Linked DNA regions of Mus musculus: region 1 is linked to region 2. The links are chromatin loops, found by intact Hi-C in ENCODE. Cell type or tissue: left cerebral cortex. All regions are shown on one strand.

Evidence for each region. Peaks named below come from ENCODE experiments on the same cell type or tissue, not always from the same donor. Only the 100,000 strongest peaks of a DNase experiment are listed, where the experiment ranks them.
Region 1: it touches region 2 in a loop (2.3-fold over the local background); 3 of 42 quality-filtered maps call a loop at or near these places.

What each region holds. Positions count from the first base shown.
Region 1 is chr1:191,387,096-191,395,095 of GRCm38, reverse strand. All of the region lies in intron 1 of Ppp2r5a (protein phosphatase 2, regulatory subunit B', alpha), which reads left to right. It also overlaps the pseudogene Rab11b-ps1. Among named protein-coding and RNA genes, the nearest start is that of Ppp2r5a, 5.9 kb to the left of the region's middle. In left cerebral cortex, a CTCF peak has its summit at 3,593; DNase peaks (open chromatin) are centred at 802 and 3,582; H3K4me3 peaks cover 1,066 bases; H3K27ac peaks cover 243 bases.
Region 2 is chr1:191,713,583-191,721,582 of GRCm38, reverse strand. It overlaps Lpgat1 (lysophosphatidylglycerol acyltransferase 1), which reads right to left and starts at 3,559. Exons shown (of 8, transcript NM_172266.3): 1 at 3,378-3,559; 2 at 1,965-2,229. The coding sequence starts at 2,202. In left cerebral cortex, CTCF peaks have their summits at 1,052 and 3,602; DNase peaks (open chromatin) are centred at 2,166, 2,707, 3,347, 3,648 and 2 more places; H3K4me3 peaks cover 4,010 bases; H3K27ac peaks cover 4,344 bases.

The DNA.
Region 1 (8,000 bases), 330 kb after region 2:
CTACCTGTTAGGATAGTGAATTGCTACTCAGAGGTTTAAGCTTTTATACTTAATTAAGAGTTATTTTATCCTTTGTTTTTCATTAGTTTATCCTGTTAATTTTAGTTTGAAGTCTCGATACTAGCATTTTTCTTATGTATCTAATTTGCTAACGTGGTTTTCTTCTTCTTAGTGTTGTACTTCTTAGTTCCTCTGCTAGTAATTGAATTTTAAACATCTGGTTAGTCTTGAGATGCCTCTGTAGTAGATTTTGCCTTTAAGACGGACAGAAATCCACAGAATCAGTAATCAGACTCAAAGTTACCTGATGTTTGGTTGAAGATGTAGCAGGAACTGCCAATGTTTTCACATACAGAATTTGGTCAGTAGTAGAAAGAAATTGAAATTTGCGTGTATAGTGTTCCCCATAAGGTATTATTCATGATAAACTGATGCAGATTCGATTGAGGAAGTAAAACTTTTTACTTGAAAATAAAATCCTCAGGAAAAACTGCTTTAAATCCAGTTGTCAAAATGCTTGAAAAGTGATTTTTTTTTTTAATGGAGTTGTCTTACTTGGTGCTTTGGCAGTGCCCTTGATACCACCGTGTTGAGAGTTTTTTCTGTCAGTAGTATTTTCCCCCAGTTGTGGGTTTTAGCAAAAACAACAGCAGAAAACCCTTTCGTATGAAAGAGAAATTTTCTTAACTGCTCTGAAATACAATCTCACTGGTTGTGGAGTGATTCAGATATCCATGGGCATCCAAGATCTTTCAAGTATTTTATATCAACCAACCTGCTTGCTTACACTTTGTCCACATGCATCTGAACTGGAAAGGTGCCAAGGAGTTTTGTTAGAAACAGACTCTGAGTAAGATTAACAAAACAATCCAACCTTTTCAGTTTATTTTTGCAAAACCTTGTAGGTGAGTGGGTTGCATGATTTTTAAGGCTGAAAATGTTAAAAATAAATAGTGTAAGTTCCTCTGAGGGCTAGATGCTAGAAAATAAAACCAGGATCAGTATATGTGAATCACCTTTTCTGGTCTTGAAACTTGTGTTCTTGTAGGTTGTAATTTTTTTACCTAAAACTTGTTATTTCATAATGAACAATTCAGGAACTTGTTATTTAAGATAGGTCATCTTTCAGTGTTTAGCCTATTTTGGTTTAAATTTCTGAAAGGATTGGCTTGGTAAAATAGCTCCTTTACGTGTATAGACAGCTTAGTATTTCAAATAATTATCTTTGAAAACAAAACAAGACAATATTGCCTATGACAATTGGAACAACCAAAAACTGTGTGTCATTAATTCTTGTTATGTGCCTTTTCAATCTACTATAGTAATGCTATTATGCTGTTATCTAACAGTCTGGGGCTCAGTGTATTTTCACAAATATCTTTTTTTTTTTTTTTTTTTTTTTTTTGAGGTTTGAACAGGTTAGTTTCGGACCTGTGATTATCTAGATGGTGTTTCTTCTGACTTTGGGACTTTGGTCAAATGCCAGTAGTTTTGCTGTAACTCATTTTACATAAACTTCAAGTAGTATGGTTGAGAAAGTCTGGCCAGGAGAGGTCGTTACAGTAGAAAGTAAGTTTTTGATCTTTCTGAGTTATTTTCCTTATCAGTAAAGTGGGAATAATACTATCTCCCAGGATTGGAGAGAGTAAATGAAATAATTTAAGTGCCTGGAAATAAGCAAAGCAAGCTAGCTTCCATTCTCTTGTGTTTGAAATACAGGTTAAAATATTTTAAATGAGTAATTGTTAGTAGTGCTTAAATAAAAGCTTTCCTGGAATATTACTTTTAATTATGTGTGCGGGCGTATGAGTAGTGTCTGTAGAGCCCAGGGGTAATGGATGCCCTGGAGTTGGTCTTACAGGTGGTTGTGAATAGCTCTAACTTAGGTTCTAGGAACTGAGCTGCGGTCCTCTGGGAGCAGTACATACTTTTAACCTAGGGGTCTATCTATCCAGCCTGTAGTAATAATTTCTTACCAAGAAAAGGAATCAAATTAGTCACTATGACTATACAGACACACATTTCTCTTAGTAAACAGCAAGGAGCAGAAACTGATTTTGAGATTGAACTCTTCTTGAGATAAAGAGTGGCTGGAAAGATGGCTCACTGGTTAAGAGCACTGGCTTTTCCAGAGGACCTAGGTTCTGAGCCCAGCACCCATCTGTAACAACAGTACCAGGGGATCCAAAGCCCTCCTCTGACCTGTGAGGACACCAGGCACACAAGGGGTTTACAGACATACACCCGCACACAAACAAACAAACAAACAAATTAAAAAAAAAAAAGATGAGGTAAAAAACTTTCAGAGAATCATTCAGTTTCATTGTTGATCTCTGAAAAACTAAGGCCAGAACATTAATGCTGACTGAAGTTAGCTTGCAGTTGCCTGCTTAGAATTAGGGGGAAGTCTATGCACATGTTTTGTTGAGGTAGTGATCTTCTGAGTGAATTGTGACAGAATTAGGGTTTTTTTTAAGTTGATTTGGGGAGGGGCACCACTACTACTACTCTTTTAACGTTTAAGGTTCATGGATATTCAGTTATTTATCCAAACACAACATTTTTGTAAATAGGAAAAATACTAAGGTAAAGTTGAAATTCATCTGCACAAGTTAAGAGAAATGCTTTAACTGGCTATAACATTTCAGTTGTTTAGGGACTGTTTTCTAACTTGTCATAACCCTTCAACAAGAAATAATTTTTAAAAAAACTTTTAAAGAATATACTTAGAGAAATTGCTCAATATTGTGTCTAGTGCTAGTCTTCATATGAGGAAAATCTTTCTCCTTTAAGGCTAACGTCTTCAGAATTCCTATTTACGATCATATCCCCACCTCATTTTTTTTTTTTTTGGTCATCTTTATTAATTTCTGTGTTATTTTTGGAATCATCTAATTGAGTAAAGTGATAAATTAGGAAAATACATCTAACAAGTTGGTGAGACCATTGGAGTAGAGCGCTGTCCTGTAAATAGCAGATTTGAATTGTCTCCCTGCTTCAGTGATGACTCACAGTCGCTTGGGGCTAGCTGTTTAACCCCTGTGAACTTACTGTTTTCCACCTGTAGGAATAATGTTCTCCTTGATAAAGGCCTGTGATGATTGTATTTAGGTTATTATTGCCCCTTTGAGTTTTAGAGTCAAAGGTTTAGCTACAAAATAATATATTTGGGAAATAATAGGTTTTTGTGCTTTGCTTTGTTTTTTAATTTGGCTTTTAACATTGTAGCATATGCAGTAGAGTCTGGGTGTTAAGGACTGTGCTACACAGTATAGTCCTCCTTAGGCACTTGGAAAGCTTAAAAAATATCCTCTCCTGGCCTATATCCCTCAGAGTCTGCTAATTGGTCTAAGGTGGAATCTAGGCTTGTTTGTTTTTTAAAACTGCCAGGGTGATCCTCATGTGCAGTTAGGAGTGGGGGCCAAGCAGCACAAATTTAGTGTCTGCTGGATTAATTCATTCATTGAAGCTTTGTCTTTCTCTTTGGTACTCATGGTTCCTTACTCTCCGCCCATTAACTTTTCCTGCCCTCACTTCACCCTCTGGTATTTACAATTTACTCTTTTAACTCTGCTGCCCTCTATGGCTGGCTAGTCGGCACTGTTCTGAGTTTTCATATGATAAGATTCTGTTAGGTCTTGTTTGATATCTAAAGAAAGCCCAGCTGTTGTCATCCAGTGCCAGGAGATCAGGTGTTTGCTCGCTTGCTTTTGTTTTGTTGTTTGGAGTTGAGATTGAGTAGGCAACAAACATTTGGGAACACAGTAGATGTTGGCTTAGCTTTAATTTCATTTTTCGGGATCACTGGTGATGACGCCAATTGCTTTGGAGTACCAAACTGTTGTCTTCTATCTGAGGTCTTCTCTTTCTTGAAGATCTTAGCCTAATATTTCTACTGGGTATATTAAAATATAATGGTGGTGTACACTGTTTCTCCTGCCACCAGAGTCAAGCAGATCTCTGAGTATGAGACCATCCTGGTTTACATAGCAAATTCCAGGCCAAGCAAGACTGCATAGTGGACCTATCTTTAAAAAACAAAACAAACAAAACTAATGGGAAAGTGAGCTGTTGAATTTAACTGTTTTGCGTCATGTCTTATATTTATTTTTTTATCAAGTGTTTTCTTCCAGCGATTTTTTTCATGTTGATGTTCAACTTAATCTTGACCATGGCTCTTTGTGGAAGGTAGCAGTGAGGCTCCAGAGCCGCTTTTAGTTCATTTTCCTAGTTTGTCTTTGGCCTTTCTACTAACCACTCTGGATAATACTACCATTTGTTGATTTGTTGTGGGTGAATGTTCAGTTGATATTTAGTAGTTTGCTCCCTGGAATGAGATGGTAAATTTTATTTTGCAAAAGTAGATTTTTTTTTTTCAAAACACATAGTACCAAGTACAGTATAATAAATGTCATGTAGACACAGTCGCTATTTTGATAAAATTCTCCTTGGTTGTCTTTTAGTCACCTACCTTCCTGCATTGATAGTGCTTTTGCCAGAATGTTCAATATTGACTATGAGACCCGTTCTTTTTTGTTTGCTTTGTGTTTTAATATATTTATGCCTAAAACAGTTAAGCTAAGTAAATGAATTCTGATTTCCTAGTACTTTGATAATCGTAAAGAATGAGTAAGGCTCTGGCTTGGTCTAAGGTATGTGTGCTGCTGAAGTGAGCACAGCAAATGCCAGATTAAAGCAAAGGAAACTGCCCTTGCGTCTGACATAGCGTGACCCAGCACTGATGTTCTAGGAAAGCAGTTGTGTACAGTTGTGTGGAATAAAATCAGATAAGCTGAAATAGTTTGTATCTATGATTTATATTTTTTCTCTTTATTTTTTTGTGGTAAGATCTCATGGTGTATTCTGGACTGACCTCAGACTCACTACTGTGTAGCCCAGATGGGCCTTGAACTCATGATTCTCTTTCCTCCCGTGTGATGGGATTACAGGCCTGCAGGACCTTGCCTGGCTAGTTTATATTAATCTCTACATTTGAGGTGCAGTCTTAATTTATGAGGATGTACTTGAAGGAAATAAAAGAAACAGATCTAAAATCTATAATTACTTTTAGTACATTATTGTGTGACAAGAAAACCTAATTGCTGGAAGTTTGACATGACAGGCTGGGTTTATGTAAAATAGACTCTGCTTGTCGGAGCAGGATAATTGAATAATAAGCAGTTTCGAGACTTTTTATGTGTATCTTAACTTTTAACTCTTTGCTGAAGGACTTTGTTTCCGTGAGCTTTTTGAGTGAGTAATGAAAAGTTTTAGAAATGTTATTTTGATTCACTTTCCTGTAAAGAAACTTACTAGGTTTTATTTGGTCATGTCAGTCAGTGTAGTTTGCTGACTATGGTAGGTTTACATGATCTAAGAGAACCTATTTCTTTCTTTCTTTTTTCCTTTTTTTAAAAGATTTATTTATTTATTTATTTATTTATTTATTATATGTAAGTACACTGTAGCTGTCTTCAGACACTCCAGAAGAGGGCATCAGATTTTGTTACGGATGGTTGTGAGCCACCATGTGGTTGCTGGGATTTGAACTCAGGACCTTTGGAAGAGCAGTCGGCACTCTTAACCACTGAGCCATCTCACCAGCTCCCGAGAACCTATTTCTTTTTTTTTTTTTTTGTATATACAAAACACGAAGATATTGCTTCACTTGCAGACAGGTTCCTGACCAGACACGGAGACGAGACAGAGAAGTGGGGATGGACAGAGGAGAGCGCTGCGTGCAGAGGAGGAGGGAGAGGGGGCAAGGGTGTCTTCTCCCAGCATAAATCTACAGGCAGGAGCAGGAGTGCGCAGGCCTGGGAATGCTGGAGGCCGTGCTGGCACTGGCTATGGTGGTGTAGGCAGGAGGCAGAGCCCAGAATGTCCACCTGCTCAGCCTCTGATGCCTGGCTCTTCAGGTATCAGCTCAGAGAGAGTTTGGGATGAGGATACAGGGCCAGCTGGTCAACTGGCCAGAGAGGAAAGGCGGTTTCGATCTCTGGAGTCTGGAAAACAGGAGAAGCAGGCTCCTTCCACTCATCTTCCTCACCTCTGGCTGGCCCTGTCCATCCTACCAACCTCCCTATCCTGTCAAGATGCCCACAATATCCAAGAGCAGGTACATAAACAAGGGGCTTTTAGCTTCTCTTGAGCAGGCAGGACAGGAGAGGCCACTGGACTCCTGCTCTTCCTGGGCCATTGGGCTGGCAGGCGGAGCTCACTTGGAGGGTGGGAGCAGCCTGTCCTAGAGGGACAAGGGAGGGGCCGGGAGGACACTGGTGAAGGGCTGGCCAAGGATCGAGGACGTGCACGCACGCTGGGTCAAAGTGCAGGGCAAGCCGGGCAGTGGTGGCGCACGCCTTTAATCCCAGCACTTGGGAGGCAGAGGCAGGCAGATTTCTGAGTTCGAGGCCAGCCTGGTTGACAGAGTGAGTCCCAGGACTGCCAGGGCTACACAGAGAAACCCTGTCTTGAAAAACCTGTCTTTTGGAGATGCTGTGTGTAGGCTATAAGAACTTTCTCATACTGTGGCTACATTAGCATAGCACTGTCTTTTCCACTGGTCCCCCCCCAATTTGAAAGCAGGAGATAAAGTGGTCTGCGATAACTGGGACTTGCACATGGACTTAATTAGGAGAATTCATCAAACACTTAACTGATTTTAGTCTCCTAGAGTTTCTGGAGGAGATGAAACTGGACAATGACGTAGCATTGTTGCGCGCACTCAACTGGCCAGGAAGAACGACGCTGCAACAGGATCCTTCTGCACACGTTTATTCAGTCCTGTTTCTTCTTGTTTATATCTCCCTTGTTTATATCTCCCTTGTTTATATCTCCCCTGTTTATATCTCCCTGTTTATATCTCCCTGTTTATATCTCCCTTGTTTATATCTCCCTTGTTTTTATATCTCCCTTGTTTTTATATCTCCCTTGTTTATATATCTCCCTTGTTTTTATATCTCCCTCGAGCCCTGGGCCTCTCACTCTTTTATACTCTCAGTTCCCATCCACGCACAGCAGGCCACGCCACCTCACCAGGCACGCAGCTTCAGCTAATCAGGGCAGCAGGGGCAAATCTCCATCAAATTGGATTCACCTGTATCCTGGTACACCTGCGCAGCACTCAAGATGTTTGTGTCTTATATGAGGAAGTCAGGTGCAAGTCATATGACTTAGCTGCAGTCCCTGGCGCCTTTGGGACTGCCGCCACACCCGCTCCCCACAATTCCCCCTTTTTTCTTTTTTGGCAGAGAGAATGTCTGTAGATAGCCCCCCGCAACCATGCCCCTTACCCGTCCTTGGGTGACAAACAGCATTGGTTTGATCCCTGTCTTAGGTTGGTGACATGCCCAGGGAGTCTTATCACTGACTACCTCTCTATCATGCCAAGCCACACCTGGGGAGATTGTGTTTTGCTTGTGGCAGGTGCATCAAAAGGCCAGGATGTTAATTAACTTATGGCCAGATCTTAATTGCTGCAAGCAAGCCTCATGGGTGAAGGTAGAGGTCTGATCCCCCGTGTGCAAGCATAGGGGCCCTACACAAAACCATCCCTTAGGCTCATCACCCAGAGAGGTCTTGGCCAGCTCCCGTGTCGTTTTTCCTGGGGGAAGGGAACTAGGACACTGAACCTTCATGCAATCAGACATGCCTTCCACAGGATGCCAACAGCAAGCTATCCTCTGTGCAGTGCTTAGCCTCGCACCCCACGGCATAACGCAGCATAATTTCTTTTAGAGCGGCAAACCGAATCTGAGGAGATTGTCCCGCCTCCACTGCAGCAAAAGCCTACGCTACCATGGCGAAAGTGCGGGCCGCACACTCTGCACCTAACACATGTGCCAAACACAAAACACACACACACTATAACAAGCATACATCCCAGGGCTCTCATCCCCGCTCATCTTCCCTGAAGCAAGGGATAGATAGCCAGAGGGGCTATCTCTTTAAGGGGAATTCAGGGATCAAAAAGCGTGGAAAATTTTGAATGTCATGTCGAG
Region 2 (8,000 bases):
TACTTTGTTTGACTTCTTAACAGTTCTGTTATGATCAGGCTGTGACCAGACTCTCCAAAAGCAAGTGTTCTGCTCACTAGAAACTAAAATCTGATGAAAAACTGATCAAATTGTCAGCATGCAGCAGCCTAAAGAAGAGCAAATGTTTGGAAGAGACTAAAGCACAGAGGTCACACCATGACCACTGAAAGATAGGTAGTTAGTAAGGAAGAAGACACCTCAGGAAGCTTTTGTTAAAAAACACACAGGAGGTGAGCCGTTTTCCCAGCACTTGAGAAGCAGCCCAGTTTAATGCCAGTGTGGGTGACATGTTTGGGGATGGTCAAGGACATAGAAACAAAATCTTGTCTCAAGAAGAGCAAAACAAGTAACACCCACCACCACCAAAAAAAAGAAAACTAAGAAAAGGACAACTACAGGGAGTCCTAGCCACAGGTGACAGCCTTCAGGCAGCAGCGCTCATCTCTCATCATCTCAAGGTCAACACTCACTCCATCAGGCTGGTCCGCATAAGTATGTACCACACATAGATACAGATGTTTCAGTTATTTCATTGCTTTTAAGTAGAAAAAATACAAGCTGCTTTTGAAAGCCTAAAAGCTCATTTTAAACAAGCAAACATAAGTATACTGAGCTACCAGCTATTACATAGAATACTTGGGAAAGCCAATGACATCAAGCAAGCAAGGCAATTAAGATGAGATTCAGCACGACGGGCAGGAATGTCATTTTCTCTCTATCATTAGTATTGCTACCAGGCACTGAAAAGGACAAGGAGCTTGCTTACCCATAGTATCCACAAAGATATCGGCATCTCAACAGCTCATTGCCAAGAAGCAATGCAGGTACCAGGCCAGGGCCTTACAGAGTACCAGACAGTAACGAGGGAAGGAAAAACCCTTCATCTGGGGCCACAGACACATTCTCTCACACAGCAGGAGGCTGCCAGGCCCTGTGCTGTCAATCCCTTTCTGGTGTATGGATAAAATCTGCAGATGCAGGCAGTGCAGGCAAGAGGGAGACAGATGCTAAAAATGGAGAAGCATTTTTGCTGTCTGATCCTTAAACACTACCCTCCACTCTCGCTAGCTGTGAACTGCAGCATAGCTGCTGAGGAATCTGCCCACCAGTTTTGTTTCCATAATAAAAGTTTCCACATCTCACAAGTGCTAGAAGCCTCACCCTTTCTGCATTATTCTAATCCTAAAGAAGAAATGATCAATGAAAGAAAATAAAGGATACTGCATTTAGGCAGAAATGGAAGTTCTCAAAATATGTGAAGTTTACGTATAGAAAACGCATGCCTCGTCTCATGTCGTGCTATTAAAGTCCACTTCAGCACAGCATTACCCCTTCTCCCCAAAACGAAGTTTAAAAGCAAAGAGAGAAATCCACTTAAAGACACTCAGGGAAATTAGCATATTTTAAAAATTTTAATAATAGATTTATGAGATAAAATATAAATTCTAGAAAACAAAAGAAACATAATAGACATGGGGAACACTTAGCTTAAAACATTACACAGTGCAGTATTACATTACATGAGAAAAACTTATTAAACTATCTGAGCAGAAATATATATGTCTCTGTGGCTCTTCTTATGTCCAATGCGTATGGGCTAAGTATCTTACTTACATCTTCACTACGGAAGCCCTCAAGTCCTATGTAGTGCATTCCTATTCCTCTGTGATAGCTTTTTAAGGACCAACTTTAATGAGTCAATGTCAACTGAATAAAAAATACACTACTTAAGGCATCTATCAATAATATTTAATTATAAAACTATACTTCTGAAAACATTAGGCTTCCTGGCTGAGGTTTTGATGAGAAATCCAACAAGACTATTTGTTCCTAATAGCCAAGGCATTCTCAACTCAAAGCACAACATAGATTCAATCATGGCTCCTGACTTATGCATAGCATTGCAAATTGGTTCCTGGGCATTAAAGTGCTCTCCCTCTTACCTGTGTATCCAGCATACCAGCCCCAGGAAGCCACCATTCCTAAAAGCCATTTGTACATGAGTCCTTCGATATACCAGAAGCGCTTACTGTCCAGCACTCGGAGTGGCTGCAGTATAATTACATAGCAGATGTAGGATGGAATAGCGACCAGGTTGTTGGCGACCATGAAGGCAAATCTCATCAGGGCTTTCGCTACAATCCAGCCCAGCCACGGAGCTTCTTCCACGGTCACGGCCATTCTTACATTGGCGTCGGTCCTGTCTTTCTGGGGATGAAAGGAAAAAATCATTTCAAAAGGAAAAATGGGTGCAGTCGGCGGCAGCAGCACAGAAATCTCCAGCACAAAAATACAAGAAAACGCGAGGGTCTACGCTCTCCAGATGCAGCGCTCGCTCGCTCGCTCGCTCGCCCGCCTGGCGATCTCGAGGGCAAATTCCAGAGGGGGACAGTGAGGAGGGAGGAGCCGCACAAGGTCAAGAGAGCCGTTCTGCGGGGCACGGGCCACGGCGGAACACAGTTAACCAACGCTAGACCGTCCCGCTAGCCGGTGGCGGCCCCGCACTGCGACCCTCGGTCTCCGCACGCTGCCCCGGACCTGGACCCGGACCAGGACCCGCCGGCCGGAGGTCCCGCCACGCCGGTCCTGAAACGCCCGGCCATGCCTTTACCGGGGCTCCCCCAAGGGCTCGTCCGCAAGAGCGGGGTGCTTGCTTTTCCTCGCCACTGAAGGGGAAAGGAAAGGAGAGGGGCCCAGGAAGGAGGAGGAGGAGAAGGAGGAAGATGAGAGGAAGCCGGCGGGGAGGGGGAGGGGAGCGGGACCAGAAGGTGAAGCCGAGGGGCGAGGGATGCGGAGCCCGTGGAGCCCGCGACGCCCGGCTGAGGAGGCTCGGGCAGCGGTTTCCTCAGGTGAGGAGCCGGACGGCCTCCGGGTCGCCGCGGCGGGCTCTCCTCCGCCGGGTCCCCTCAGCGGGCTCTCCACAGAGGGCTCCCCTCGGCCAGGTATCCTCCTCGGCGGGCTCACCTCAGTGGGCGCGAGCGGCGAGCGGCGACAGGGCCGAGGGCCGGCGGCGGCGGCGGCGGCGGGAGTCCCTGGCCCGGGGGTCGCGGTCATGGACGCGGCTGCGGCGGCCCAGGCGGCCCGAGGCGCGGCGCGAGCGGGCGCGCGGGCGCCCTAGTCCCCTCGCGGCTGCCTGCGGACAGAGGCGCGGTGGGGACTCAGAGGCCGGACCTGTCACCGGGGCGGGTCCCGGGGAGGCGGGCGATGCCCCGCGCCCCCGCCTCCGCCTCCTCCCCGGGCCTACCGCGCCCTCGGCCCTCGGGCCGCCGCCGCCTCCTCCACAGGCCACGCGACCAACGGCACCCTTCCCCGCCCCCAGCGCCTCCCGGGCCCGGCCCGCCGCGCCCCAGGTTTACCTTGGGCAGGCCGGGACCCAGCCCGGGCTGCGGGAGCCGGAAGAATGCATGGCCGGCGGAAGGAGGCGGCGGCGGCGGCAGCGGCGGCGCGGCCCTCCCGGCTCCAGGTCCCGGGCGGCGTGGAGACTCGCTCGCTCCCCAGGGCCCGGTGGCTGCGTGCGCCCCGGCCGGCGGGGCGGGTTGGCGGGAGGAAGCGGCGGCGCCCCTGAGCGCCCTCTAACGAAGGCGCGGCGCGGCCCGCCCCACGGACCCCCTAGTGCGCGGTCGAGGGCGCCCCGGGCCGCCCGGCCTAGGCCCCGGACGTCGCCGAGCTCCGAGTCGGGCGGGGCAGAACGCTGCTCGGAAAGGTCTAGGAAGAAGGCCAGCTCTGCCAGCGCGCGCGGACCTTTCGGGCCCTCCTGGACCCCTTTCAGCCAAAAGGGCCGCTGCGCTGCATTGTTGCGGCTCCTTTGGCCGCCCCAGGCTGGCACGCTTTCTCCTTTTCATTCCTAAAGAAACTCGCTTGGGCTCAGAGCTTTTCTTCTGAACCTCCCCAAGGCATTACGGTCTAGTGTTTTAAATCAATTGTTTTAAGTGCCAGAGTTCTTGTTTCTGGAAAGCACCTGAAACCTGAATGACAACATTTTCAATCCCGCTACACACACACACACACACACACACACACACACACACACACACACACACGGTGGGGGCAGATCAGTGAGAATCCAGTGGTCTGCACAGAAATAGAACTGAATTAATGAAGAAAAAACAATTAGCCACATGCTTGATACTGAATACAATGGCCTTAAGAACTCCTAGCCAGCCCTGATCACTACTAGGACATTAGCTGAATTTGGGTTCAAAGGCTGAACACCATAAGGAATACAGACAGCATACCTAAGACAAAACCAAACCACCAAAACCAAGGGTCCTTTCAGACCCAGTATCTCTTGTTGGGTGTGGTAGCTGATGCTCCTAATCTCAGCACTTGAGAAGCTGAGGCAGGAGGATTGATGTGAGCTTCAGGCTAGCTTAGGATAAAGAATGAGTTAGAGATCCTGTCTATGAATAGGTAAAGCTTTGTGACTAGAGCAGCAGTTTGTTTTCTCCTTCTTTTAAAACCAGGCCTTACTTTCTATGTAGTCCAGGCTGATCTGTAATTTATAACATAGCTCAGGCTGGCCTTCAACATGTAGAAAACATCCTGCCTCATTCTCCCCAAAGTTGGGGTCATAGGTTTGAGCCACAATGCCCAGCTAGGATGGCAGTTTTCACGTGTCTCTAGGGAACTGCCATATTTGAAGGAGTATCACTTATTGTGAAAATGTCAAAGCCCAGTGTGGTGGTTCTCATAGATAATCCCAGCACCAGAGAGGCTAAGGCAGGAGTGCCAGGAGTCCTGGGCCAGCCTAGGCTACTAGACCTTGTCAAAAAAAAAAAAAAAAAATCAAACCAAAAAAATGTTCATGCTTTGATAAAACTGTCCCTCTCTTTCCTCCAACTTTGATCCAGGAATGACAGGCAAGTTGCCTTTTGCCATGTGAAAATATTTTTTTAATTCCTATTCTACACAGAACCTGTATGATATTGATATAGATATATAAATAATTTCCATGTATGTTAGCCTTTATAGCTATTATTATCCTTTACCTGTTCACAAACATATTTTACTGTACAGGGCATGCTAGGGATGTAGCTCATGTGTATTTTCAAGGCCCATCCCAACCTGTGACAAAGCACACCTAAAAAGAATTAAAGGCAATTGGCCTTGTCAAGGAACTGTCCATAGAGGCTCAACTGATGAGTAGCAAAAGAAAAGTCAGATACACCCATTCATTGGCCATTCTTCCTTTCATTTTAGGCACCAAGAACTTCAAATAAACCTAAGGAGAGAAGTGTAATAAGATGACCATTCAAGTTGTGTCATTATATTCTTAAGGAAGATAGTCAAAAGACATATTTCCAGAATCAAACATCAATTTCTTCAAGGATTCCACCTGTTCTCATCTCACTCAGCTTCTCCACATGCTGTGGTACCCACTGACACTGATAACAAGCATCGAGACTTATATCTGCTTACTAGATGGTAGAACATCTGCCTGAACACTAGATACACTAACTTAAGAGAATTAGCACTTGCTAGCCAAGCAGTGGAGCTCAAGATTTCGGTTTCAAAAGCATCATTTGTGACATTTTACCACAGTAAGAACCCAGATACATAAAAGAATAGTATAACAGGAGATCTTGGGGGCCTGCATTTTTTTCAGAGTATTAAAGGAATGCTAGGCATGGTGGAGCACACCTTTGATCTTAGTACTCCGAGGCAGAGACAGGTGGCTCTGAGTGAGTCTGAGGCAAATTTGGACTATGTAGTGAGCTTCAAGGCAGCTGAGGCTATGTAGAGAGAGACCCTGTCTCAGAAATCTAACCAGTCAACCAAAGAAACAAAAATTGTTAATAGGAGATTCTGAGGTTGATAGTTTATAGACTTTAAGTAACCTGAATCTTGGAGGTACAACCTTTTAATTGCAAGTTATTATTGGATCACATCTGTTCTGTCTGCATTAGTCCACAACAAAATGCTAGTCACTAGTTTTCATCAAGTTCCGGAAGCTAAAGCCAAAGATCAAGGTGTGGACAGGTTTGGTTTCTCTGGCCTGTCTCCTTGGTTTGCCCTGTACTCACATGGCATCTCTCTATAAGCGTTTGTCTCTAGATCTGTCCAAATCCCTTCTGGTGTTTCACTGAGAGACAGGTCTTCATAGGAAACCAGCAGGCCAGCCCTCACCTCATTATTTGGCTCAGACAGTACTCTACAGAAGTGTCTTCCTTCCAAATGCTGAGATTAGAGGCATGTGCCACCACACCCAGTCAAACCTCTTAAAAGATAACCAGTCTGATTGGATTGAGGCCCACACTAATGGCTGCGTTTCAAAATAGTTGTCTCTTTTAAGGCCCCAGGTCTATTTGCATTCTGAGGAAGCAGAAACTGAGTTCCAGTGTATGAATTTTTGGGGTGCTGTTCAGCCATAGCATTCTCTTCTCTACACTGCAGCAGACATTGTCATTTTAGTTGCTCTTCAGGCAAAGTACCAAGAAGCCCAGTTCCCTAGATCATCTCATTATCTTAACTAGCTTCTACCCGGGAGGATTTGTTTGGTGGCTGTTGTTTGGTGGGGGAGAACCTGGGGCTGAATGCCTGCTAAATAGGCTCTAGCTGTACCCTAGCCTACCCTTACAGGAAGCTGCCTGTGCAGCTTTTCTTGAAGTTCAGCAAATTGTGCAGCACACCATGCTACAGGTACAAATATGCCAACGGCATATGGAAGGGGTTTTTCTTAGCTTTCTGACCACAGAATTATGTTCAGTTTAAGATAATTAAACCTCTATAAATCATGAAAAATGGTGTTTGGTCTAACTTGTTCAGGAAACCGTTTCAGATGGTGTTTACAGCCATTTCTTATATTTCTTTTTTTTTTCCTTTTTTCTTCCTTTTTCTCATTTCTTATATTTCAACATTCATTTTAGTTTATCATGTTGCATTCATTTTTTTCTCCTTGCATATAATAACTTTTTTGCCTTGCCACTTTTTAACACTAACTTGCTGAGGTTTTCCTATGGTTTATTTGCATTCTACCACATGCAAATAGAGATATAAATTCCTTGAATGATCCTAACAGGAAGATCAGAATGGCTGTAGAAAAGTCAGTGACAACTGGCTTCCAGTTTCCTGTTCCACCACCTTAGAGCTATTTTTAACAAAACACGAACCTTAATTCCAGAGTTGCAGAGCTTTTGTGTACAACCCTAATAGGGAACAAAAAGGAAACAGATCCTACCTTACGGCAACAGGTCTGTCTCAAAACCTTAAATTTGAACCACAAAACATGGTGGGAAAATACAGCAACTTCCATTTCTTAGAGTCTCCACACATTTGAAAACAATCTAACCTAACTCCTCAGAAGAATAGATTCCACCCACATGATCCACATACGCACAGCGAATTAGGTTATAACTAGAGGGGGGTCCCTTGGGTAGAAGATTTCCCCCAGGGCCCACTCTTTTTCCTAGTGGCAATTATAAAAACATTTTACCTGCCTGTGCTGGTTTCTACAATGAGGCTCCAATGGACTATTTCCTCTCTAGGGGGAACCTACCAGCAGTTCTGTGCCCATGCAGTGACTTGGCACAGGCCCGAGATTGCTAAGAAACAGTGGCAACCTAGAAGTCAGCAGCCCCAGAGAGTCTGGCATTCCAGTTGCTGTCGCACCAACCTCCGGCTGGAAAGATACCAATAGTCATTGTATATAAAGCCTGTGGGGCTATCATCTTAAAGTCCTCTAGACAAGGTGGGTCAGACTTGACCCTCAAGTCTTGACCAAAACATTTGAGTAACTAATCTTTAACAGGGTTGTTTTCAGTCTTCTTATGACCTAAACAACTCTGTCTTCCTGGGCTCCTTTCCTGTCCATCTGGTTTCCTTTTTTTTCTGCCCCAGCTAAAACTATTCCTAGGGCCCTGGAGAATCTGTAAGACAAAGACCCCACCAATAGCAGCACCCTAAACTAGAATCGTCTGCCCAGTGTTGCATTTTCCTAGACACACCTGTCTGTCCTGCCTATTCAGGTAGGCACATAACAC